Linked DNA regions of Mus musculus: regions 1 and 2 are each linked to region 3. A link is a loop called in an ENCODE intact Hi-C map of the cell type or tissue named here. Cell type or tissue: left cerebral cortex. All regions are shown on one strand.

Region 1 (8,000 bases), 130 kb after region 3:
CAAGTCCCTGGAAGAGCTGCCAGTGTATTTAAGTGCTGAGCCATCTCTCCAATATCTAATATTGTTTTCGAGACAGGGACTTACTATGTAGCTTTGGCTGGCCTGGGACTCATTATGTAGAGCTGGTCTCAAACTCACAAAGATCCACCTGCCTCAGCCTCCTGAGTAGTAAAATTAAAGGTTAAGTGTCACCATATCCACCTGTTTTGCAAGTTTTTAAAAATGAATAGTAAATGTATAAAGTGAGAATACCTTTTAAAACTGGAGAAAACATAAATCCAAAGAAGGTTGACATTGTTGTGAGGTATCCACCAGAAAGGGCTACTTGAATATGGTTGGTTAAGTCAATAGAAAGACTTTATTAGCTGGCCTTCGATGGATGTTCAGCAACTCAGTATAGTCCTAAGCCTTTCTCAAGGTGAGCTTTTAAGCACAAAAAAAAAACTGACACCTTGGGTTGACAAGTCAACTGGCCAGAAGCAGAACTACAGGAGCCAAAAAGCAAGGTCATTATATTTATATATTTTGCCAGCCTATGAAACTTTGATGGACTTCAATGGATTAGGTCTTTGTTCTTGTTTTAGCAGCTACTGCTGCCTGGATACATGCTGGGTTTTATAGCACTAATGGCATTTCCTTTATGTCATTAGTTGTGCTAAGGTCTGGAAGCCTCTAACAGTATGGTGATATCTGATACCTTTCTCAGCTTTGATTTTTTATTTTTTTAAGACAGGGTCTCTCTCACGTAGGCCAGATGACTTTCTGTTGATACTTTCAATAAAGTATTCTTTGACTCTTGATGCTCCTACCTCTATCTTGGACTGAGTGCTGTAACTATCAATGTGCCACCACCATACCTGGCCCCTTCTCAGCTCTTATTGAGACAAGGTCTGTGTATCCCTGGATGGCCGGGAACTTGCTCTGTAGACCAGGTTGGCCTCTAACTCAGAGATTCACCTCTCTGCCTCCCACATGCTGGGATTAAATGCATGCGTCACCATGCTCAACAAAAATCTTATTTGAAACATTTTTTTCTATGTCTTTAATGTTTTGGTTTTTTCCAGACTGAGTTTCACTGTGTAGTTCTGGCTGTCCTGGAACTTGCTCTGTAGATCAGACTGGCTTCTAACAGTGATCTGCCTGCCTCTGCCTCCTGAGCAAAGGTTTTTTTCCATCACCATCCAGCTATGTCTTTAATTTCTGTCCCCCATTATATCTCTCCATGTACTTTCTTTCAATGTATAATTCACTTACATTTAGTAATGACAATTAAATTCCGGGTGTGAATGTCACTGGATCTCAAAGCCAGCTAAAATGCTGGGCCCTGCTGTGAGGGATTTTTGTGGTCAGATTATATGAAGTGCTGAAGACCCATCCATGGGTAGACTTCAAAAAAAGGAGATAAAGATGAAACTGCATTTTGCCAGGTGCTTTTACTCTTGTGGAAAAGTACATTCCTTTGTTGATATTAGAACCAGTTTCTTCATGCTTCCAACATAGGCTGAAGACCATCATCTCTCCAAGAATCCTCCAGGGTGACAGGGCCAGACTGGGACTGAGACACCTGCCCTTGTGGACTGAACAGCTACTAAAATCTTGGGCTTCCCAGTGAGTCAGCTATTGGTGTACTACAGGAATGAACTGTGTAAGCCAATCTATGAAGCCCTCTATTAACAAAAACTCTATTGAAGCAGTGGTTTTCAACCTTCTTAATGCTTCCACCTTTAAGACAGATCCTCATGTTGACGTGAACCCTAAGCACTAAATTTTCATTGCTATTCATAACTGTAATTTTGCTGTTGTTGTGGATCATAACATAAATCTCTGAGATGTGAAGGGATCCCCAAAGGGATCATCACCCCAGGTTGAGAACCACTGCTCCTGAGACTCCTAATACACAAAATTTCCTACTTTCTCGTAGGAAATTAGACTTTCTTGTAGAGAATTTCCTACTTTGTACTTTAGCTGTACCCTAAAACTGGTAGGTTTTGTTTTTAGGTTTTTGGGTTTTATTTTTAGATTTTGGGGGTTGGGAAGGCAGTTCATGTGGCCCAGCAATTAAAGATGACCTTAAATTCCTGGTTCTGCCCTCACCTCCCAAAGTACTGAGGTTATAGGCAAGAGCCACCACATGCTCAACTCGGATGCATCAGTATGTTTATCATGAAGTTTTAAATACGTTCTACTTTCCATTGTTTTCTTGATTACTTCACAGATTGGGTTTCTGAACATAATTTTTTTCTATTTGTTTACTATTTATTTCTAAATGACCAGAAAACAAGATTTGGCATCACCAAATTCACTCTTTAAATGTGTAGACTAAATTGGACATGGTGGCACACACCTTTAATCCCAGTCCTTGGGAGGCAAAGACAGGCAGATCTCTGTGAGTCTAAAGTCTACATGGTGAGTTTCAGGATAGAAAGGGCTATGGTATATAGAGAGAGACTGTATCAAGAAACTAAAAATAAAAAAATAAGTAAGATCTGACTAAATATTTTCATGCTTCAAGGGCAAAAATGTCTCCTTTATAACCTCGCAGACCTTTTATAGCACGTGATGGCGACTCGTGTCATCCTGAGTGGATAAAGCAACTACTAAGATGAGTAGTCCACATACTTGAGGGTGTGTCTGAAGATTTTGTCAGAGAAAATTAGATCATGAGCACTGTAATCTAATGAAGAGAGTGTCGTGATTATAATGAGTGATTCAAACTATGAGGGTTTGGAATTGTGATGCCATTCCTGGGAAGTCCTGGAAGGTCAGAGGAAGTGGCAGCTGGTGTGTGCCCCTTGGAAGCTTAATCTTTTTTTTTTTAATTAGATATTTACTTTATTTACATTTCAAATGGTGTCCCCTTTCCTGATTTCCCTCGGAAAACTCCCTAGTCCCTCCCCACCTCCCCCTGGTCACCAACCCACCCTGCTTCCTGGCCCTGGAATTCCCCTATACTGGGGCTTAGAGCCTTCACAGGACCAAGGGCCTCTCCTCTCATTGATGAGCGGCTAGGCCATCCTCTGCTACATATGCAGCTAGAGCCACGAATCCCACCATGTGTGCTCTGTGGTTGGTGATTTAGTCCCTGGGAGCTCTGGGGATACTGGTTAGTTCATACTGTTGTTCATATTGTTGTTCCTCCTATGGAGCTGCAAACCCTTTCATCTCCTTAGGCTCTTTCTCTAGCACCTTCACTGGGGACCCTGTGGGAAACTGAATCTTAAACCTCTTCTATAGCTCAGGTTTTTTCTTCTTCTACAAGAAACAAATGGCCCTTGCCACACACTCCCACTCCAAAACTTGCTAGCACCAAGCACAAATTGCACCCTCAGAAACCTGAATCCAAATTAACATTTCCCCATTTAAACTGTCTACTCAGATATTTTGGTCACAGCACAAAACTAATAGTAGCAAGCCAACAAAAGACGTTTTGTAAATGAGGGGTGGCAGGCTTAAAAAAAGAAGTTATGTCCAGAGTTTGCTAGCTCTTGGTCTACATAGCCTCTCAGTACTTGGGTAATTGTGAAAACCTGTTACCTCACAAATGAAAGTTTGTTTCATAACTCTTGAAAATTACTTATTAGCTTACCTTGCCTTCTCTTCAAGAGTCAATTCTATTTGCTCTTAAGTGATCAGATTTGGGGATTCAGATATCTTAGCTGCCAACTTTGCAACAGTTTCCGGTGGGCAGCTTAAGGCTATCTACTTCTCTCTAACCTCCAGGTTCCTTATCTAGAGAGCAGAGAATGTAACTATTCGATTACTACTTAGTGAGGTAGATATAATTTTACCCATTTTACGAAAGAAAACCTGAAGGGTCAGATGTTTAGAAAGACATGCCCAGTTTCACGCAGCAGTGAAAAAACACGTTTCCCAATCCAGAACTTCTATTTTCAAATCCAATGCTTATAGTAAACTAGTTGATTAATCCAGTCACGCTAACAGTAACGTGTTAAGGAATTAAAGTTCACCATTCATTCCCAGGTGAGACAACCGCCTGAGTGACACTCGTGAGGCAGAGGCAGGCGGATCTCTGCGAGGACAGCCTAGTCTACAGAGTGAATAACAAGACAGCCAAGGCTACACAGAGAAACCCTGGCTCAAAAATAAAATAAAAAATAAGACACCCTCTCAAACGGTCTCGCTACAGGCAATAAAGCACCAAAGCAGCAGACTTCTAGAACCAGGGTGCTGAGGCGGAAGCTGAACAAACTCCGCTGGGCTTCATCCTCAGCGGAAATGGCTGTCCACAGCGCCCAAGCTCACCGACCTTGCTGCGGTGACCCCAGCCCCAAGGCTGCGCGGCCCGTTAGGGCTCTCCCGCTTTCCAACGGGGTGAAGGGCCTGGCATCTAAAAATATCACCTTAGATAATCCTTGTTAAATGTGCCTTCGTCTTTTTCCTAAAACCAAACGCTGTCAACACTTTGGCCTCTATCAATCACAGCCTTGGCCTCCCGACTGATTCAGCCAGCGACCTGTCCCTTTCCAAGAATACTGACTTGCCATACTAGTCCCCCCTCACAGACCAAGTCAAGGCACCCCGAGGAGGACACTGGACGTTAAATGAAATCACCCAAGAATAAATCCCCGATGTTCTCTGCTGAGACGCTTCGGGGGTCGCATCCTGTGACATTCACAAGGCTTTTCTCCGCCCAATCAGTGACGGGAACCTCGTGACTCAAAAGCACTGCGCAACTGTGCAGTTAGGAAAACGGAGGAGGAGCCGCAAGCCGGGGCTCTCTGGGTCATCCCTCTCCGACGGCCCGCGCGTGCGCAGTGTCTCGCCTAGGGATCTCTTTCCCGCCGCTCACACTAGGAAGCCAAACGCCAAATCTGTCCCCGCGCAGCTGCCGCCGCCGGGGCGCCCGCCCAGCCCGAGGCGCGCCTGCGCACGTCCCCACGCACGCTCCGGCGTACGGCGGCGGCCAGGGGTCGCGAGCCGGTGGGAGACCCGCGCGCGCGGAGCAGCCCGGGGAGTCGGCGCTTCTTTTCCCTCCCTCCCCCCACTCCCCTCCCCGCTCCCTTCCCCCCTCCCCAAGAATGTTCCGCTACGAGGTGAGTGGCTGCGACCGGAAGTGACCCCTCCCTCGCCCGCGCGCCCCTTTTTTTTTCCTCTGCTCGCCCGTCGCGCGGGTCTTGTGCGGCTGAGGAGGGGGCAGGGCGCGGGCGGCTGGGAACCCCGCTTCGGCCGCGAGGCTCGGGTGCGGCCCGCAGCGCACCGCGGAGGGGCGGGACTGGCGAGAGCCGGCCGCTGGTTTGCGGCGGGGAGAGCCCGTTAAGTGCGGTAACCTGACCCTTGGCTTGCGCCTCTGCTCGCGGAGCTGCCTTGGAGACCTGCATGGCTCCTACCCGGTGGTTTTTCCTGAGGCAGAATCCCCGGGGAATGCCCACGGAAGCGTTTCCCGCCCTGCCCCCGGAACCCCTTCACCCGGATTACACACAGCCCTGTGCACGCGGGCTGCCGTCAGGTGGAGGGGCAGGGACTGGTCCTCGGGCTGAGACTTCAGTCGGCTTGGAAAGAAGGCTGGGAGTGGGGAGGGGGGCGTGTCCCGCAGAAGTTCCTTCTAGGAGAAGGGAGAAAAAGTGTGGGTTTGGCGACGTTGTTTGGAGAACGGAGCTGTTTGCTGACCGTCTCTTACTGCTGTGTGACCTTGAGCAACTCCTACTCTTGGGGCCAAACAGACTCCGGATTTGTAGTTTAAGGACTGAGCTAGGGAAATCCTTACCGAGTCATCCTGATTTGGTCCAGTAGATGATTGCCATTTCATAGAGAGTTGCTAGAAGTTGCTTCTGGTGTGGAGGCAGTTGCAGGGCTGGCTCTTTAGGGGGAGGAAGATTGGGTAGAAACGGCCCCTAAAAGTTCCCAGGTAAGTTATATCACAAGCTGTTCCCCTAGAGTGTGGAATTCCAATTTGGAATCTTTAAACATTGGAAACAGTAGAAAGCTTGAGCTTACACTTGTGACTCAACTCACTTTTTGTAAACATGAGGAGAGATGATGAGATACTGTGAATAGAAGTTGCCAGAAGCAAAGAAAACTTAGTAAACTGAATAAATCTGTATTGGGATAAGTGATTGAAATTAGGATATACCAAGCTTGTCTAGTGATTTTTACTCCCTGGAGACTGCGGCAAGAGAATCAGGAGTTCTAAGCCAGACTGTACCTAGAGAAATAGTAACTAAAACAAAATAAATTAGAGCATACCCAAGATGTGATGGGGATTCTAGTTTTTGTTCAGCTTTCTAAAATCTTTGCTGTGTTTAATCCTCACACAGATTTCTTTCAAAGTTGTGTTTGGCTCAGAATTACAGTTTAAGGCACAGAGGTATAATACCTAGTACAGAGTCTGAGACATAGAGGTGTCTGGGAGCTGGAGAGATGGCTGCTCTTCCACAAACCCCTGGTTCAGTTCCCAGCACCCACATGGCAGCTCACAGCTTGTAACTACAGTTCCAGGGGACCTAGCATTATCACATAGACAACTTTGTAAGTGTAGAAAGAAGTTGTGATTGTTTTTTAACGCTTAACTTAAATTGCAGCTAAAAAAGATGGTGTTCTGTTTTCTGGCTAGAGTTTAGTCCTACAGGAAAGAGGAAGAAAAATGGACAGACTTAAAAGCATTGGGAAAACGACAGGGATGTAATGAGTAATATGGAATTTTGTTGAAAAAGTTACATGAAACTCAGGATGATAAAGTATTCATTTATAATTACCACTATTTCAAACAGTGATATAAAGGAATTTTGTATCATTAAAAAGGCCCAACTTTAAATGACTATATAAATGTCTTGAGAAATTAATCATCCTTTTTTTTTCTTTTGTAGTCTTTGGAGGATTGTCCTCTAGATGAAGATGAAGATGCATTTCAAGGCCTGGGAGAAGAAGATGAAGAAATTGATCAATTTAATGATGATACCTTTGGGTCAGGTGCAGTTGGTAAGTGACATATTTTATACTGTCTTTGTTGATCTCATCACGACTTTGGTATTAGGTCCACCTGTAATGTGAGTTTTCTGTGTATGCATGTGTGCGGGGGTGGGTAAGCGTGTTCCATGGCTGTCTTGTGAAGGCCAAAGGAAGGCCTCAAGAGTTGGAGCTCACATTCTCCCTTGTTGAGCCAGGATCCCTCCTGTTTCTTCCACAGAGCTACATATGTAAGGCTAGGTGACCCAGAGATCTGGGTCATTCCTGTGCTCCATCTTCTGTCCCAAAGTAGAATATTCGGATTACAGATGTTGACCAATTCATCCAGCTGTGTTCTGGGGGTTAGACTGAGGTTGTCAGATTTGTACATAAATTGATTTTATTTGTCAGATTTGTACATAAATTGATTTTTATTTACTCAGGTGAGCTGAGTGTTCTTCCTGACCCAGTTTTGTTTATATAATACAGTCTTCACTAAATAATAGCAGTTCATCTTCTGTACTGCTCACCAGGGCCTCTTTGCTTCACCTATAATAGCAGGTATTCTCAATTCTCTGTAGCTATAGGTTGCCAATATAAGGAATTTAAATAATTGGAAGTAGACATTTAAATGAGGTTGAAAGTAATCCTGGATAAAGGATGTGTTTGTAGAGAGTTCAAGGAAAACGAAAACTAGTGGATATATCGAAAATTCTGACGTAGTATGTAAGACATTTTAAAATTCACTTTACCACAATCAGATGGAGGAAGAACTTGAGTTCTAGGCTAGCCTAGACTACATGGAAAAACCTGTGTCCCAAAAAAGGGGAGGAAAAGCTAGGCAATAGTGGTACCCACCTTTAATCCCAGCATCTGGGAGGCAGAAGCAGGCAGAGCTCTGAGTTCCTGTCTCACACACACCCTTAAAAGTGGGAGGAAGCTCCTAGGCTATCACTAGTATATTGAATAATAATTTCTACTGTCTCAGAAGTGTTTTCAGCACAGTGGAAACACTATGCAAAGAATTTGGGTGATAAAATGTTCTCATAAATTAGTAAAAGTACTTAGAACAAGTTCAGAGAAAGTAGACTAAGGTA
Region 2 (8,000 bases), 160 kb after region 3:
ATTATTGTGCTTTTAGAGGAGATGGGAGATTCCCTCCATTGCCAAACAAAACTCCACATACTTGGGATTATGATATACTCTGTCCAACTATTCATAAGCTTAGCATCTATCTTGGGTTTTGTTGTTTTTGTTTTGAGAGAGTCACATTGTGTGTCCCTGCCTATCTTTAGTTTCACAGAGATCCGGTTGCCTTCCAAACGCTGGTATTAAAGGTGTAGACCTTTGGTTACTTGTTTTACAACCTCTTGGAATGTGCTCTGAGTAGGAGAAAGTCTGGTTACCATCTAAAAGCAATTAACTGGTGACACTTGGGAGATTGGCACAGAGTTCTCATTGCAGCTTTGATTATTAGAAAATGACCTAATAGCAGTCCCATTAATAAAAGAGCTTAATAATCACAGATATAATTTTAGGAATTCTTATAGGATCATCACTAAGTCTTAAGTCATCTATTTGTCTATATAACATCACTACTAGATGGTACATCTTCATGCAGAGATCTGCTCCAAAGGGGTGTGCTCCTACTTAGTGATTGTTATGTATGTTTAATAATGACAGGAAAAGCATATTAATAGCAGGAATCTTTCCTAAAATGAGTCCCTCACAGCCTTGCTTAATGACGGCTCACCTGTCGCAGATTATATAATAATCCGAGGCAGCTGCAGGATGATCACCTGCTAGTTATTAGCTCGTCCCATTATGGCTCCTGACAGAAGTGTTAACTCTTTCTGTGTCGTCTTTCTCCTGCTCATTGTCTGAAGCAAACCTAATTGTGATGTTTGATAAATCCCAGATACTAAATGTAAGAAGGCTACGTCTGCTAATGGCTCCTTTCTCTTTACTCAAGGTCTCCTGAGCCACAACTTACACAAACATAGAATAGACTTCTTTTCAACACAACCTTTGTAGTTTCGGTCTGATAAATGTGATTTATCCCTATATAGACATGTAATGTAACCATTAAATGCATTTAGTTGAAGAATATTGACATGGAAAAGTATTGAAGAGGTTGAAGTGCTCACAATAGAATACTTGTCTAGCATACAGGAGGCTCTGGACTCAATTCCCATTCTGTGGGGGCAAAAAGTAAATTACAAAGCTATGTAAATTCTATGTGCCCTAATAACACTTACAGGTTAACCCTGAAAAATATTTAATTTTTACTTAAATCAAATTTGATCACACTTTTATATATAATATGGGCAATGATTTCCCATATTTGTAAAACTTTCTACTTTTTATTGTAAAAAGTAAAAATTGGTTGGAATTAGAAAGTCATCTTCCACTTTGGTAGTACAAAATGATCATAAAGATGAGTGTTGCATAATTTTTAAAAATGTGGGTTTTCTGTATTGCCTTTATTGACACTAGATGGCATTCTTTTTGCAGGCCAAGTGATGACCACTTTGTACAGATCATGTGTATCCGAAAAGGGAAGAGAATGGTTGCCCGCATTCTCCCTTTCCTCTCCACAGAGCAAGCAGCTGACATTCTCATGGCAACTGCCAGGAACCTCCCTTTCCTTATCAAGAAGGATGCCCAAGATGAGGTACCCACCATGTAGGGCAATTTCCTTATAGTTCTCAAGTTGGAAAACTTTGGCTCTTGGTTATACTTTTGTGGATGTCAAATATGTCAAATATCCCTCTTTGCTCTGTTGTCAGTAACTTCACATTAGCCTGGAGGTTTAGTTGAATGGTGTCCCACAGGGTAAATCTTTTTTTTGGGGGGGGGGGTGGCAGGGGGAGGGTTTCGAGACAGGGTCTCTCTGTGTAGCCCTAGCGGTCCTGGAACTCACTCTGTTGACCAGGCTGGCCTCGAACTCAAAAATTCCCCTGCCTCTGCCTCCCAAGTGCCAAGATTAAAGGCATGTGCCACCAGTGACCAGCTGATAATTCTTGATTAAAAGATCTCTGTTTATCCTTGTAACAGCTCTTGGAAGATTAGCTAAATTTCTTGTACTTTTTCAAGTTCAAGACAAGAAACTGGTAAAAGAATAATTAGTGGACTGGTGAGATGGCTCAGCTGGTAAGAGCACTGACTGCTCTTCCAAAGGTCCTGAGTTCAATTCCCAGCAACCACATGGTGGCTCAAAACCATCCGTAAAGAGATCTGACGCCCTCTTCTGGAGTGTCTGAAGACAGCTACAGTGTACTTACATATAATAAATAAATAAATCTTTTTTTTTTAAAAAAAAGAATAATTAGTATTAGTACATATAGGATTCAGAATGAGTTATCTGTGAGGAAATTAATTGTAGTTGATTAAAAATTTAGAAATAATCACCTGAGTACATGCCTATGTACTTCAAAACATGAAAGAGGTAGACATTACTACTGTAGCCTTTGAGATTTTAGTATTTACAGAAAGGAATGAAAGGTTTAAATCTCATCAGAAGAATGCAACATACACACTTTTTAAAATATATTAGTTTTTTTAGTTTTACTTATGAGTAGTTTGCTTCCCTGTGTGTATGTGCACTGTGTGCACGGTTAGTGTCCATGGAGGTCAGAACAGGGCATTAGATCCCTACAATTGGAGTTAAGGCTTGTGAACCTCCATGTGGGTGCTGGGAATTGGATTTGGGGTCCTCTGTAAAAGCAACAAGCACTCTAAATAGTTGAACCATCTCTCCAGCCTTCAAACTAGTACATTTTTAAGAGACTCCAAGAATGAAAAATGGAGTGTAGGAAAAATTTAAAGATTTGAGATTTGGGGGCTGGTGAGATGGCTCAGTGGGTAAGAGCACCCGACTGCTCTTCCGAAGGTCAGGAGTTCAAATCCCAGCAACCACATGGTGGCTCACAACCATCCGTAACAAGATCTGACTCCCTCTTCTGGAGTGTCTGAAGACAGCTACAGTGTACTTACATATAATCAATAAATAAATCTTTAAAAAAAAAAAAAAAAAAAAAAAAGATTTGAGATTTATCCTAAAGAATAAAAGACCAGAATAAAAAGGTACACCTATTTTAGAGCATAAATGCCAAAGGAAGTCAGTGGCGCAGTGGGCACTTTGTCAGTTATGATCTCATGGGAACCCAGTAATGGAAGCAAGTGTGGGAGAACCTCAGTCATTTGGTGGATACTCACTGAATACTACAATCCAGGCACCATTTTACATCATAGAACTAAAGCTAGGAGTACAAAAAGATCTTCATGGGGCTAACTTGCTAGTGAAGACGCTTAGTTAACTCTGTAGAAAAGTTGTGTGGTAACTCATGCCTGATTTCCCCGCACTATGGGGACTAAGACAGGAAGATTGCTGTAAGTTTGATACCAGTCTAAAAATATGTTTGTAGTTCATTCTCTTCCTCCCTCTCCTGTGTGTGTATAAATATTTATGTGTACATGCATGTGCTGAGTTTTTAACTTATGTGAATTAAAAAGTAATAAACGATGTTTCTAGAATCCATTTTCTTTAAGTAATAGCTGGTTCCAGGCTTTCTCATGGGAGTACAGATAATCCTGGTCTTACAACAGAGGCAAGAGAACTACTAGGTTACTAGGGATGTACAAACCAATTTGAGGGGACTCCTATTTGCCAGAAGTTACACATTTAACATCAGAAAGAAAAATGACAGCAGTAGGCTGAGTTAGATTTTATTTAATGAGTTCATACTGATAACAAAAACATCAATCATGTGCAGTGAGTGCTAGGTCAGTAACTCATCCCAAAACTGAACCAGAAAGAATCAAATATTTATCCTTCTTTTCCATGACAACCAAACGTCCTTGCACACAGCGATAGACTGATTTTGTATATGGCAAGCAGCCTGCTGGCCACACCCACTGGTGGGAGGTGAGTGAGGAATGGTTTGCAGGGTGTAACGCTCTTGTTTCTGTTTTGTAGGTGCTGCCATGCTTACTGAGTCCCTTCTCTCTCCTCCTCTATCATCTTCCTTCAGTGACTGTCACCAGCCTTCTGCAACAGCTAATGAACCTACCTCAGAGTGCAAGTGCACCAGCGCCCTCCAACTCTCACCTCACTGCTGTGCTCCAGAACAAGGTGCGCCTGTCAGTCTCTGTCCTTGGAAACTTACCACTACTGTAGCTTTCTTCCGTTCAAGAACTTCATATCCATCACTCTAGCAAAGGCTAGAACACAAACAGTGGTTTGGAAAAATTAGTTTCTGGTGAAATTTGTAGCGTCGAGTATTAAGTCTTCTACAGTTATTCCTGTCATATTTAGCAGTAGATTCCCGTTCTCAGAAGATTCTTGCTTCAAAACTGTTGTGAAAGTTAAAACTGGCTTGGCGTGAGGAACATAGCTGGGTGTGGATGATTAAGGTGTAGATTAGGTGTCTATCCTGTTTTATTAGGACATTTCCCAGAAATTCTAACAAGCTTCTCCTGAGTAGCAGTGGCCAGGACATGGCATGCCTGACATGCACCTTTCAGCTAATGTCATGTTAAAGATGTAAAGACTAAGACAAAACTTGGTGCACTTGTATTTAATCTCAGCACTCAGGAGGAAGGCTGGCATATAAATCTCTGTAAGTTTAAGGCCAGCCTAGTGTACATACCCAGATTCAGTACAAAACAAAACAAACAAAAACCTCTTAGAGGAAACCTAGTAAGAGGATCATGGTTTCTAAACAGGCAAGTTTCAGTCCTAGCGTGCCCTATTACAGCCTGATGATAGGATGCTCAGCTGGTTTTCTTTCTATTTTACTTTTAATAATTTATTTTGTTTGCATTGGTGTTTTGTCTGTATGCATGTCTGTGTGAGGGTGTCATATTTTGGAGGTATAGACAGTTGTGAGCCGCCATGTGGGTGCTGGCAATTGAACTCGGGTCCTCTGGAAGACTAGTCAGTGCTCTAAACCACTGAGCCATCTCTCTCTCCAGCCTCTCAGCTGGTTTTCTGATCTGTGTTGTGCAAGTAGTGATGAAGACTTTGCATAGTTGTCATAGTATTTAGATGGTGCCTGCTATGTAGTAGGTACTTGTTTAGAGCCATGGTATACAATGGGGGTCAAGTCTCAGCACCCCTTTCTCCTTTGACCTACCAACAATAACAAAGTATCTGAGGCAGTAGAGGATACCAGTATCCCTCAGGACATACAGTGACCAGTTGTGCTCTTCCTGTTATTTAATCTCTGTTTTAATTTTGATAAGAGCAGTAGAAAACCAAGAAGTCATACAATATCCTGACTCTGGTGAAAATTTGCTTACATATATAATGCAGGGAAATTTTGTGGAAAAGAAAGATTATCCTTTGTAATACAAACACAGCAAAGTAGAATGAAATTCCAGAGAGAGTACTGCCAGCATCACATTTAACCTAGTGCTGTGGCATTTTCATTCCATGCCCTTTCAGAGTTCATGTTGCTGATTTTTAGGCTTCTATTAATAGCCTTTGTAAGTTTGTAGATTTCAGATAAGAAAATACTCTGTGCATACATGCACACTTTGGAATGATGTGCACATAGAGGCTATATAGTCAGAGGGTGGCATCAGGGCTCTTTCCTTGATTATTCCCCATCTTTGCTTTTTGAGATAAGTTCTCTGACTAAACTTGAAGCTCACTGTTGTGGCTAGACAGGCTGCCATGTGCGTTAGTGATTTGACAGGCTCCAGTTCCCAGAGGCCGAATCACAGGCACACACTACCATCCTCAGCTTTCTGTGATTTCTTGGGATTGAAGCTCAGGTCCTCACTCTTGCATGCAGGTACTTTACCAGCAGAGCTATTTTCCTAGCCTCCGGAGTATAATTTTTTTTTTAATTTCCTTTCAGCTTTGATTTTTTCCCCTTTGTATATTTCTCTATATTTTTGTTGATTTGTTTTGTTTTGCTTTTGAGCCATTGTTGTGTATTCCAGGCTGGCCCCTAACCTCCTGTGTAGTGTAGCCAAGGGTGACATTGAACTTTTAATTCTCCTGAATGCTGGGATTATAGGTTTATATGGTGCTGGGAATCAAACCTTGTGCATGCTAGAAAAGAATGCCACCAACTGAGCTATATCTCCAGGGTCCCATGTAGCTCTTAATGCCTTTTCTTATTTATAAAATAACTTTACTTAATTTTCTTTCTTCTAATTTTCCATGAACTTTGACTTTTCTTCTTAATCTCTTTTGATTCTTTTAAAAAAGAGAAAGACAAAATCATTAGATTATCAGTGACTGGTATGGAAAATATTTTCACAACAGGATAGGGTATACAGAAGTGGCTTTCTATGCTTGTCATTTGCTATGTGAGAAACTAAAATTTAGAGGAAAGACAACTTTAATTCCAGGCTTGCCTGACCTCTCCGCCTGGCTACACAAAGACTTTGGTATAGAGGCCGTCCCATTCAGTGCCATGGTCCTATCAGCTGATGTGGAAGAGGCTTAGGTGCACTGTATTTTGAGTTTTGCTGTTGTTGCTTTTAGATTTGTTTTATGTGTATGAGTGGATCTGTTTGTTTGCTGCGTGTGCATCCTGTGAATGCCAGCAGCTGGTTGTGAACTATTATGTGGCTTCTGGGAACTGAACTTTGATCCTCTTCAAGAACATGTGCTCTTAATTCCTGATCCATTTCTCCAGCCTTTTAGATATATTGTTAAGTTTTTTTTTTGTTTTTTTTTTTGTTTTTTTTTTTTTAAAGATTTATTTATTACATGTAAGTACACTGTAGCTGTCTTCAGACACTCCAGAAGAGGGAGTCAGATCTTGTTGCAGATGGTTGTGAGCCACCATGTGGTTGCTGGGATTTGAACTCTGGACCTTTGGAAGAGCAGTCGGGTGCTCTTACCCACTGAGCCATCTCACCAGCCCTATTGTTAAGTTTAATTCCATCTGATTTCTGTTATAGTTTGGCTTGTCACTGCTCCTAATCCTACTAAGCCGTGGAGAAGACCTACAGAGTTCAGATCCTGCTATAGAATCAACGCAAAATAACCAGTGGTCAGTATTGATAGCTTATCTCCTATTTTAAATATTTAAAATTATCTTTGCTCTCCTTCTCTTTCCCTTCTACTTCTCATACTGTTTTGGGTTTTCTCTCATAGGACAGAGGTGATGTTCATGGCAACCCGAGAACTTCTACGGATCCCCCAAGCTGCCCTGGCCAAACCAATCTCTATCCCTACAAATCTAGTGTCCCTTTTTTCTCGCTATGTTGACCGGCAGAAACTGAACTTGCTGGAAACAAAACTGCAGTAAGTTGTGAACACATTTCACTACCTTGGTATCTCAGACATCACACCATGGGGAGGATGAAGTGGAATGAGAGTAAGAGATTGAGACATCCATAGAGTGTGTGTGTGTGTGTGTGTGTGTGTGTGTGTGTGTGTGTGTGTGTGTGTGTGTGTGTATGTGTGGCGCGCGTGTGCGCACGCGCTAAAACAGATCACTGTATTGTGTGTGACAATACCTCAGAAAACAACACAAGCTGAGAGGCATCTAAGGTCTTGTATTATGAGAATTCTTGTAAAGACCATAACTTGAATGCAAAAGATTGATCCTGTTTTAACTTACTCATACAAACAAGTCGTCTTTCTCTTCATATCCTTAGGCTGGTTCAGGGGATACGGTAAAAGATCTCCAGAGTATCCTGTACCTCCTGTTGGCTGCCACCTGCACTGCTGCCATCACCAATGGAGTGTTTTTAATGAGGGAGGGGAGGTAGCTTATGACCCAAAGCAAAGTCTTGTGGGATCCATTCCTGTTTTCAGAAGTTAGCTCTGAATGCCAGGTATTCCCGCTGCTCTGATACTTCTGCTGGGTGGTACTTCTGCTGGTTTCTTTTACCTTCTGCGTTACACTTTTGCATGTCCTACTTTTACTCAATTCTTCTCAATTTTGCATTTTCTTTGCCCTAGAGACACAACAAACGTCCCTTTATCCCATCACCACTATTACAATTCAAAGTAGGTTGTAGTATACCAAAGGACTCCTTCCCGCTTTGAAGTCTTTTTTTCATCTCCCCTTATTAATATGATTATAGGAGAGTCAAAATTAAGTAGAAGTCAAGATATAGGTAAATATATAAACACCCTACACAAACATTCGTAT
Region 3 (8,000 bases):
CCAAGAACATGTTTGCCATCTGGCGAGTGCCAGCCCCTTTCAAGCCCATCACTCGCAAAGGTGTTGGGCAGCGCATGGGGGGAGGTAAAGGTGCCATCGATCACTATGTGACACCTGTGAAGACTGGCTGCCTAGTAGTAGAGATGGGTGGACGGTGTGAATTTGAAGAGGTAAAAGGTATCCTGAACCAAGTTGCTCACAAGTTACCCTTTCCGGCAAAGGCTGTGAGCCGTAAGACTCTAGAGAGGATGCACCAAAATCAAAGAGAGAGAGAACTTAACAACCAAAACCCCTGGACCTTTGAGCACATAGCCACTGCCAACATGTTTGGCATACGGAAATTCCTGAGCCCATATGACTTGACGCAGAAAGGGCGATACTGGGGCAAATTCTACATGCCCAAGCGTGTGTAGTGAAAGCGCGAGGAACATGTGCGCAGCCTCCTGAGCGACAATCTGCGCCTTTACTGTCCTGAGGGTCTTTGCTGGTTCTTGGATCCTAACTAAGCACATGAGTGAGTGACTTCTGAAAAACTGTGTCACCTGGTTGATTCTAATTAAAGTTTGAATGTAACCTCAGGGTACAACTTCTCTTTGGTCAGTTTCAGTTGCTTACAGGATTAAGGACAGTTTGATAGCCAGCTGTCCCAGCACTCAGGAGGCAAAGATGGGTGGATCTCATTTGTGTTCAAGGCCAGTCACATCTACAAGCAAGATCCTGTCTCAAAAAAAAAAAAAAAACCTGGCTTATCTCCGGACCTGAAATGTGTCTTTGCATGTTCTCAGCTCTGGAAATGTAATATGTACACTACCTAGTCTAGGACATTTTGCTTATTACAAATGTATTTTTTGGAGTAATTCAAGGATAAAAACAACAGTACAACTAGTACCCAACAACTAGTGGGTTCAACAGATATTTATTAATGCCCAGCTGCCCATCTTCTGTCAGTCTCAGAAGGGAAAACATGGAATATGACAAGGAATTTAGCAAAAGAACTTTAACAAAAGTTGAAACCCTTCCTAGATCTGAAGCTAGCTAAGGAGGGGCATCTTGGCTCTCTGTCCCTTTAGGAGCTAGTGTATGTAGAGCACACACACACTGCTGGATAATTGAGGGTCCCATGTGATCCAAAACTTCATGGTGCCAGCTTCATTTGTCCGTAACAAGAGTAATCAGTTTTTCTGGGGGAACCAGCATTCAAGTAAGTTAACACTTACTTTCAAAAGTTAGACGCAGATTTTCATTTATTTTTAATGAATGTAAAATGTAATAGTCTCAAAGTAAATTATTTTTAAAGTGGAACACAGTGACACTTGAGTTAGAAATGTGTTTGGACCAGTTTCTTGCACATTTCACTGACCTGCAGCCTATTCTACCACAGACATGGTGAGGCTGAAGCAGCAGCCTCGTCCCACTTTATCCCCTTGGCTTCCTTCCATTGTTCCAGATAACATGGTGTGCTTGTTTGGGAGCTGGGTCATAGTATAAACTTCTTTCTTTTGTTGGAGGAATGAATTTATTGAATGAACCTCCATCCTGAGACCAACTATCATCTCTGACAAATGAGAGTACTAATAGAAATTTATACCATCAATACAAAGCCAGCTTCTACATAAGCACCATCCCTCAAAACAGAACACTGTGACAGGTATGGTATGGTAATAGGGGTGTTGCCATATTTTTCTATGTGCCTCTGATTAATAAAAAATCATGTTCCCAATGGTACCTTAAAGAGTTAAAAGCCAAGCTCAAAGACTCATCCATGAATGAAATCAAAGCTTGACTATAAGTAAGCAGACATCTGAAAGTGGCAGGCACTGTGTGCTAAGAGAAGGGACATGGTAGTATTCGAGATAGGCATAGTGCCTATCCTTAAACAATCTATGAATTAAAAACTATTCTTGGACCCTGAAAGAGGAAGCAGACATGTGGTTGGTTAAGAATGCGACCTAGAAGAGCCATTAGAGTAAAAGTAGGGAGTACCATGATCTGAGAGACAGCCTCACTGAGTTCAGTATGACCCTGTTGAGTTGGGCATGTTGTAATGCCTGCCTCTTCACCACCATCCTGGCCTTCAGGCTGTGTGTGTGTTGTGCTCTAAACAGGGACCCGTTCGTTATGTCTCTCTACCATGCAGGCCAGACCTTTAAGGGCCATCTAAACCAACTGTATATTGCCGTGCTCCCTGTTCCTTCATCCCTATCTCTTTCAATTCTACATTTTCATTAATTTGTTCATTTAATAAACAGTTGATTGGTGCCCTGTGTTGTGAGTTTCCTAGTGAAAAGAGACATAGCTGAGGAAGACTGAGGGGAGACATGATGGCACCACAGAGGTGGAAGATTGCAGATGCCCGTTGAGATCCCATCTGTAAAAGCAGAACGAAGTAAGAGAAAATGGAAAGAAAAATCATATTTTACACAGCACGGTGTTCATGGCCAGGATACCACCTCTTCTCTGCAGGGGTGTGAAACTACTCTCAAAACTGTACTAGCTTGTACTAACCTTGGGAGCAGGGGATTTTAAGGCAAGTCCGATGCAAAAATTAATTCTATTACCATTTCCAGGTACAAGGGCTCAAGATTTTACAACAGGGATGGCCATCCCTCACTGTTGAGAAACATGATACTGCCAGGCTCCGTCACGAGGCAGACTGCGACCTTGCCTCACTAACCACCTACTCCCAATAGTTCTCCACCTACTTCTCTCCAAAACATCCCTTTTCCTTGGTTTTCTCCAAAATTCAGCTATTCCTATACCCAGCCCTCACCCCCTCCTTATTGTGCATCCTGCTGACACCCAGAGCACCCAGAATACAAGTGTGTCAAGTAAGTGACAGCAGAGCTGGCCCTCCCCAGAAAGCTTACCTTTTTCAGGCAAATATGCCCCCAATGGTAGAAGCCAAGATGATGGCAAGGATAATACAGCAGATCATGATCATGATCTTCTTCTGCTCATCACAAGGAGAGAGAAATACATGAGAATCGACATCACTGTGCAGATACACACTTTGACAAAAAGGAGACAGATGGGGCCAGACGTGGAGGGACAGAAGGGACAGGGAATGCAGAAGGAAAACGGATGGATCTGGCTTGTGTAGAGAATGTTTCCAGGTTAGACACTTAGAATCAGACCATGATGTGAGTGTCCTCTCTGCCTTCTGAATAGCATTCTAACAGATATTTCTAGAGCTTCTGCGGCACCAAAAGTTACCACATGGTGGCGCCAAATCACCAAAACATTGCAGAGAGATGGCCCCAGAGCTGTTTTACAATCAGTATAAAGTCATTTATTTTTAAATTAGCAATAAAATAATCAAGTTTACATTTAAAAAATTACAAACAACAAAAGCCCTTCATATGTGGCATTTCAAACTTTCAGCTGGCCTGAAGGAGGAGAGAAAAGGCCTGCACTAAGGGTTGTTTCCCCTCCTAGCCGGAGTCAGTCCTGCCAGACATCACAGCCAAAGGGAGGAAGGCATCCCTGAGGCTCCATCTTGAATGCTGGGTGACTGAGGAGGTACCTTTACAAAGAAAGCTCATAGGCAGTGCCTAGACTAGATTACTACTCATCTATCCCATAGAAACATTAAATTGGGGGGTTATATACCCAAAATCCGGGATACTGGCAGGGACCACCAAAGGTCTGAGGCTTATCACTAACGATTTCCAGGCTATTGCCTCCATGATAAGAATTACAGGAGACAAAAGAAAGCAGGAAGAACTGCTCTAGAGCCTCCCAATTCTTCCGCCAGACAGAAACATCACATGGATAGTGTAAATAACATCAGACGGGTGTGAGAGGTTCTCTGGACAACCCTCTTGTAAGCAACAGATGGAGGTAAATATTACACACTATCTGCTATGCAGAAAACTTCGATGGGAACCAATTTAGTCCTTACTCCAAAGGTCTCATTTGATTCCCATATCAGCAGCCATCCAGAAAACAAGCTTGATGGCAAGGGGGGAAAAAATCACATTTCTACAGTGATTCACTTGAGGTAAGCATATATTCCCTAGCTGATTTTAGCTGCTGCTTACCTTTGTCTTTTTTTTTTTTTTTTTTTTTGAGGTCATAGTATCTTCTAGTTTTCCTACTTCCTGAGAGGCAGACAATTATGTACATATCTCTCACATACATAATTACAAAAGTACACCTGGAACACACAAATGACTGACATTTCCAGAGCCTGAGACTGTAGCACCTTGTCCCTGGACCAGTTTTAAATCCCTGGTTCTGGTTGGCCTCAAAGTAATGTCTTCACAAAGAGCAATTATCTAACAGTGACTAGCCAGCAAATTCTATAACCTTACTCTTTGCCAATGGTAGCTTCAGAAGACCTGTCACCCTGGTCTCTCTAAATAAACAAGAGTGAATATAGAGAAAAACCAATGTGACCCACAATGAAGTTAGAGCTTAATTAAAAGGTAAATTTCAAATAAGCCAACTTGTAAGACCAAAATGGCATCTATTAGTCTTTCATGTTTTCAGGACAGCAAACAACAAACTAAGGATTGGCATCCTGCCAGCTAGGGACTCTGTTCCAAGCCACATTTACTACTAAACTTAGAATTCCTCTACTTTGTTAGTTATTCCCCTACAAAGTATATTCCAGGAGAATACTCCATGAGGTAGAAATACAGTGCCTTGGCTTGTCTCACGGGGATTGTCCAAGGCACAAAGCATAACCTACACACCAACACACAGGGTTGCTTCACAGAGTCCAGAAGAGGGTACTTCAGCTGCTAGGATGGGAGGTGGTTTTGATGAGAACTCAGGACTGCATCAGGTAGGTTAGATTCTTCTGGGGGTAGATTGTTTGCTGAGCCAGGTCCAAGGATGGTTATAAGGAAATAAAGTAACAGGTACCCCCTCATTCTCAGGGAGGCCTTTCAAACTCTGTTCCCGTCTGGAGACAAGAGTGGTCAGGCCAAGCTGGAGTGAAAGCTGGTTCTAAGAAAGGTGGGGAGAGGGGAAGCTGATCAGTATTCAGAACAATGTTAAGGAACAAGGGGAATTAGCCACAAACCCCAAATGTGGAGATCAAAGATCAGAAATGCCTATGAAAAAGAGCATGCAGCAGTCAACACTAATTGAAATAGCCCAGAGACAAACCCAGGGCTGGACATGTGAAATAAAAGAATGCTGCTATTGTGGTAGAACTAATAAAACCTCTAGGTAAGTGTTTCTCAGCCTTCTTGATGCTTTGACCCTTTAATACAGTTCCTCATGTTATGGTGACCCCCAACCATAAAGTTATTTTCACTGCTATTTCATAACTAATTTTACTCCTAGGTGCCGATCAACCTTGCTTTTACTAGGGAATATTGAACAATGTGCCATAAGTCACAACTTAATGTTACATGATCTGGTTAGTCAACTAAAAATGATATTGTTAGCCTCTTCAAAAATGAGTCTTTTACATCCTGAATTCTTGACATTCGGAACAAGGGCTGAGAAGCACCATGAATTTGCAAAGCATCTTTCATCTGAGGATATGGAAAGATAACAACTAATACATCTTTATCATCATTATTATTATTATACCATACTTTTCATTGAGATAGTCAGGACTGAGCACAAAACTGAAACTTTAAGAGACAGAAGTAAGTCATCAAAGACTAGAATAACAGCAAGAGAAAAAGAAGGGAATCAAAAGACCCAGAGAGCTTGATTGCCTTATCACTGTTATCTTCCACTTAAGATTTAATAATCTGACTTCCAGATCTCCAGCCACATGGACAGGGGACAATGCAGTGACACACTGGGGTACAGCTGAAGTGAAATGAAAGATCAGCCCCAGTGTCAACATGGAAGTCTGCATCGACTTTCAGAGAGGCTCAGGCCTGTTACTTCAGTAATCTACTTTCTGAATTTATAATAAAAGAAAAGAAAAATCTCACCATACTCAATGATAGCAAAATAATATAAAAAAGAGGTTCATGCCTGTTACTTCAATAATCTAGTTTCTGAATTTATAAGAGAAAAGAACATTTTCACTGCACTCAATAAAAGCAAAATAATAGAAACTCCAACCCTGAGGAAATGCTAATGCCCTCACGTTCAGAATTAGCGTTCAACAGGATTTTAGTGATAAACAATGATCTTATGATTTTCTAACTAGATAAAAGCACTATATAATTAATGTAGTCTGAACTATGCAAAACTAAGTGTGTGAACCCGCCACATGTTAAGAAAAATAATATTACAAGGTAACTTTCACTTGTCTATATCTTAAACGCTTTTAAAAATAACACTCGATTTTATCCAGAAAACAAAAAAAAACAAAAAACAAGAAGGTTCTTAAGTCCCAAGGATGACTAGATCATTTTTATGATGCTCACCCTTATTAAGCCTAATTTACTGGCCAGCTATATCTTAATAAATTTTAGTTGACAGCCTAGAGTTCACTGGACTTTGTAGACAATAATAAACACTTTACAAAAAGAAATGAAGATGTAGTAAAGCACTCTCCTAAGTCCACTGTTAGCTGTGTGAATTTGACCCTTCTCTAAGATTTAAGTTTTTTTCTAAAATAATACTACCTGTCCCATAAGAATGCTGTGAGGATTCTGTTACATATATAAGGTGTTTATCAGTCTCTCTGCTATGACTCAACACTTTAAAATGTTACCAAGTACCTCATTCAAGAGCTGACATTCAGCTACAAACATAACTCTTAAAGCCTGAGGCTGCAGCATGAAGCTTCAGTTTTATTGAAAAAGGACAAGGAACACTAAACCCAGCATCCATGAAGGCCACTAAGAATCTAGCAGACGGCTCCCAGATTACATCCACCATCTATCTACCCATGCTTCCTGGGTACAGACAGTCGGAATGAGGTGCTAAATGTTCTAAGTGACAAGACAGTAGAAATAAGCAATCAGAGCTGGGCGTGGTGGCGCATGCCTTTAATCCCAGCACTTGGGAGGCAGAGGCAGGCAGATTTCTGAGTTCAAGGCTAGCCTGGTCTACAGAGTGAGTTCCAGGACAGCCAGGGCTACACAGAGAAACTCTGTCTTGAAAAGCCCAAAAAAAGAAAGAAAGAAAGAAAGAAAGAAAGAAAGAAAGAAAGAAAGAAAGAAAGAAAGAAAGAAAGAAAGAAAGGAAGGAAGGAAGGAAGGAAGGAAGGAACGAACGAACGAACAATCAGGCTCCAAAAAACCCAGAAGACCTGACCCGTATCCTGCAGCCAGAACCCAAGAATGGAATTTTAAGGAAATTAAAGAATTAAGGCAACCAACAGTTTTAAAGCCCATTGTGACAGTCATTAGAAAAGAGTAGAGTTATGAAATCCCAGACTAATTCCTCAGGAGAAGCCAATCCAGAACCCTTGGTCTACTTACATTTCAGTGCAGCAGCCCCTTAGGCCACTCTTATTTCAGCCCAACGGACAGTCCAATAATCAACGCTAAAATGCCCAGCAACACAACTACTACCACAATGATAATTATCAATTTCTGGAGAAAGGAATAAGAAATAAAAATAAAATCATTATTACAAAAAAAAAAAGGCAATAGTAACTCATCTAAAAGGTAGCCTTTCTTATCTCTTACAATGAAAACCATCTCAACCCATACATCTCTCTATAAAAAATGTTCTCATGGATATTTTACATTTCTTAAATTTCGTCTTGCCTAGCAGTGCCAGCAAATGGAAGTGTGGAGAACCTACAGCTCTCAGTTCACATGCTTGCATATGTGAACTCAGGGCAATCAGTATCATGAGGTCTCCAGCAGCACCTCACCAATCCATAAAATGTTTGTAACACAGTTCTGATTACCAACATGTATTCATCTGTCCTCTTAAAAACCCAGTTATATACCTTAGACTACATATACTGAATAGGTGTCCAAAATGCAGTTCATCATAGATTCAGATGAAAACAATTTGCGAACTCCCTCAATAATTGCACAAGCGTGCTAGGTGCAGAAGAGAATGAAGTAAAGAATGAAAATCTCAGAGACCAAGAGAAACAAAGAATAAAACAAGGCAGAGGT

The links. A loop is a pair of places that touch in the nucleus more often than their neighbours do. Peaks named below come from ENCODE experiments on the same cell type or tissue, not always from the same donor. Only the 100,000 strongest peaks of a DNase experiment are listed, where the experiment ranks them.
Region 1: it touches region 3 in a loop (5-fold over the local background); 23 of 42 quality-filtered maps call a loop at or near these places.
Region 2: it touches region 3 in a loop (3-fold over the local background); 6 of 42 quality-filtered maps call a loop at or near these places.

The regions. Positions count from the first base shown.
Region 1 is chr19:11,907,524-11,915,523 of GRCm38, forward strand. Patl1 (protein associated with topoisomerase II homolog 1 (yeast)) reads left to right here and starts at 4,876. Exons shown (of 19, transcript NM_172635.3): 1 at 4,876-5,054; 2 at 6,825-6,936. The coding sequence starts at 5,040. Gm31092 (a long non-coding RNA gene) reads right to left here and starts at 4,884. Exons shown (of 2, transcript XR_386559.3): 1 at 4,573-4,884. In left cerebral cortex, no CTCF peak of the experiment used is centred here; DNase peaks (open chromatin) are centred at 3,321, 4,249, 4,757 and 5,383; H3K4me3 peaks cover 2,692 bases; H3K27ac peaks cover 1,482 bases.
Region 2 is chr19:11,935,831-11,943,830 of GRCm38, forward strand. It overlaps Patl1 (protein associated with topoisomerase II homolog 1 (yeast)), which reads left to right. Exons shown (of 19, transcript NM_172635.3): 15 at 1,390-1,549; 16 at 3,854-4,009; 17 at 6,799-6,890; 18 at 6,995-7,144; 19 at 7,501-8,000. The coding sequence ends at 7,522. Among named protein-coding and RNA genes, the nearest start is that of Gm22272, 6.2 kb to the left of the region's middle. In left cerebral cortex, CTCF peaks have their summits at 1,362 (motif pointing right) and 2,100 (motif pointing left); a DNase peak (open chromatin) is centred at 3,832.
Region 3 is chr19:11,774,221-11,782,220 of GRCm38, forward strand. It overlaps Mrpl16 (mitochondrial ribosomal protein L16), which reads left to right. Exons shown (of 4, transcript NM_025606.3): 4 at 1-736. The coding sequence ends at 413. Stx3 (syntaxin 3) reads right to left here. Exons shown (of 11, transcript NM_152220.2): 10 at 7,347-7,460; 11 at 3,265-4,953. The coding sequence ends at 7,377. Among named protein-coding and RNA genes, the nearest start is that of Mrpl16, 7.8 kb to the left of the region's middle. In left cerebral cortex, a CTCF peak has its summit at 3,230 (motif pointing right); a DNase peak (open chromatin) is centred at 3,213.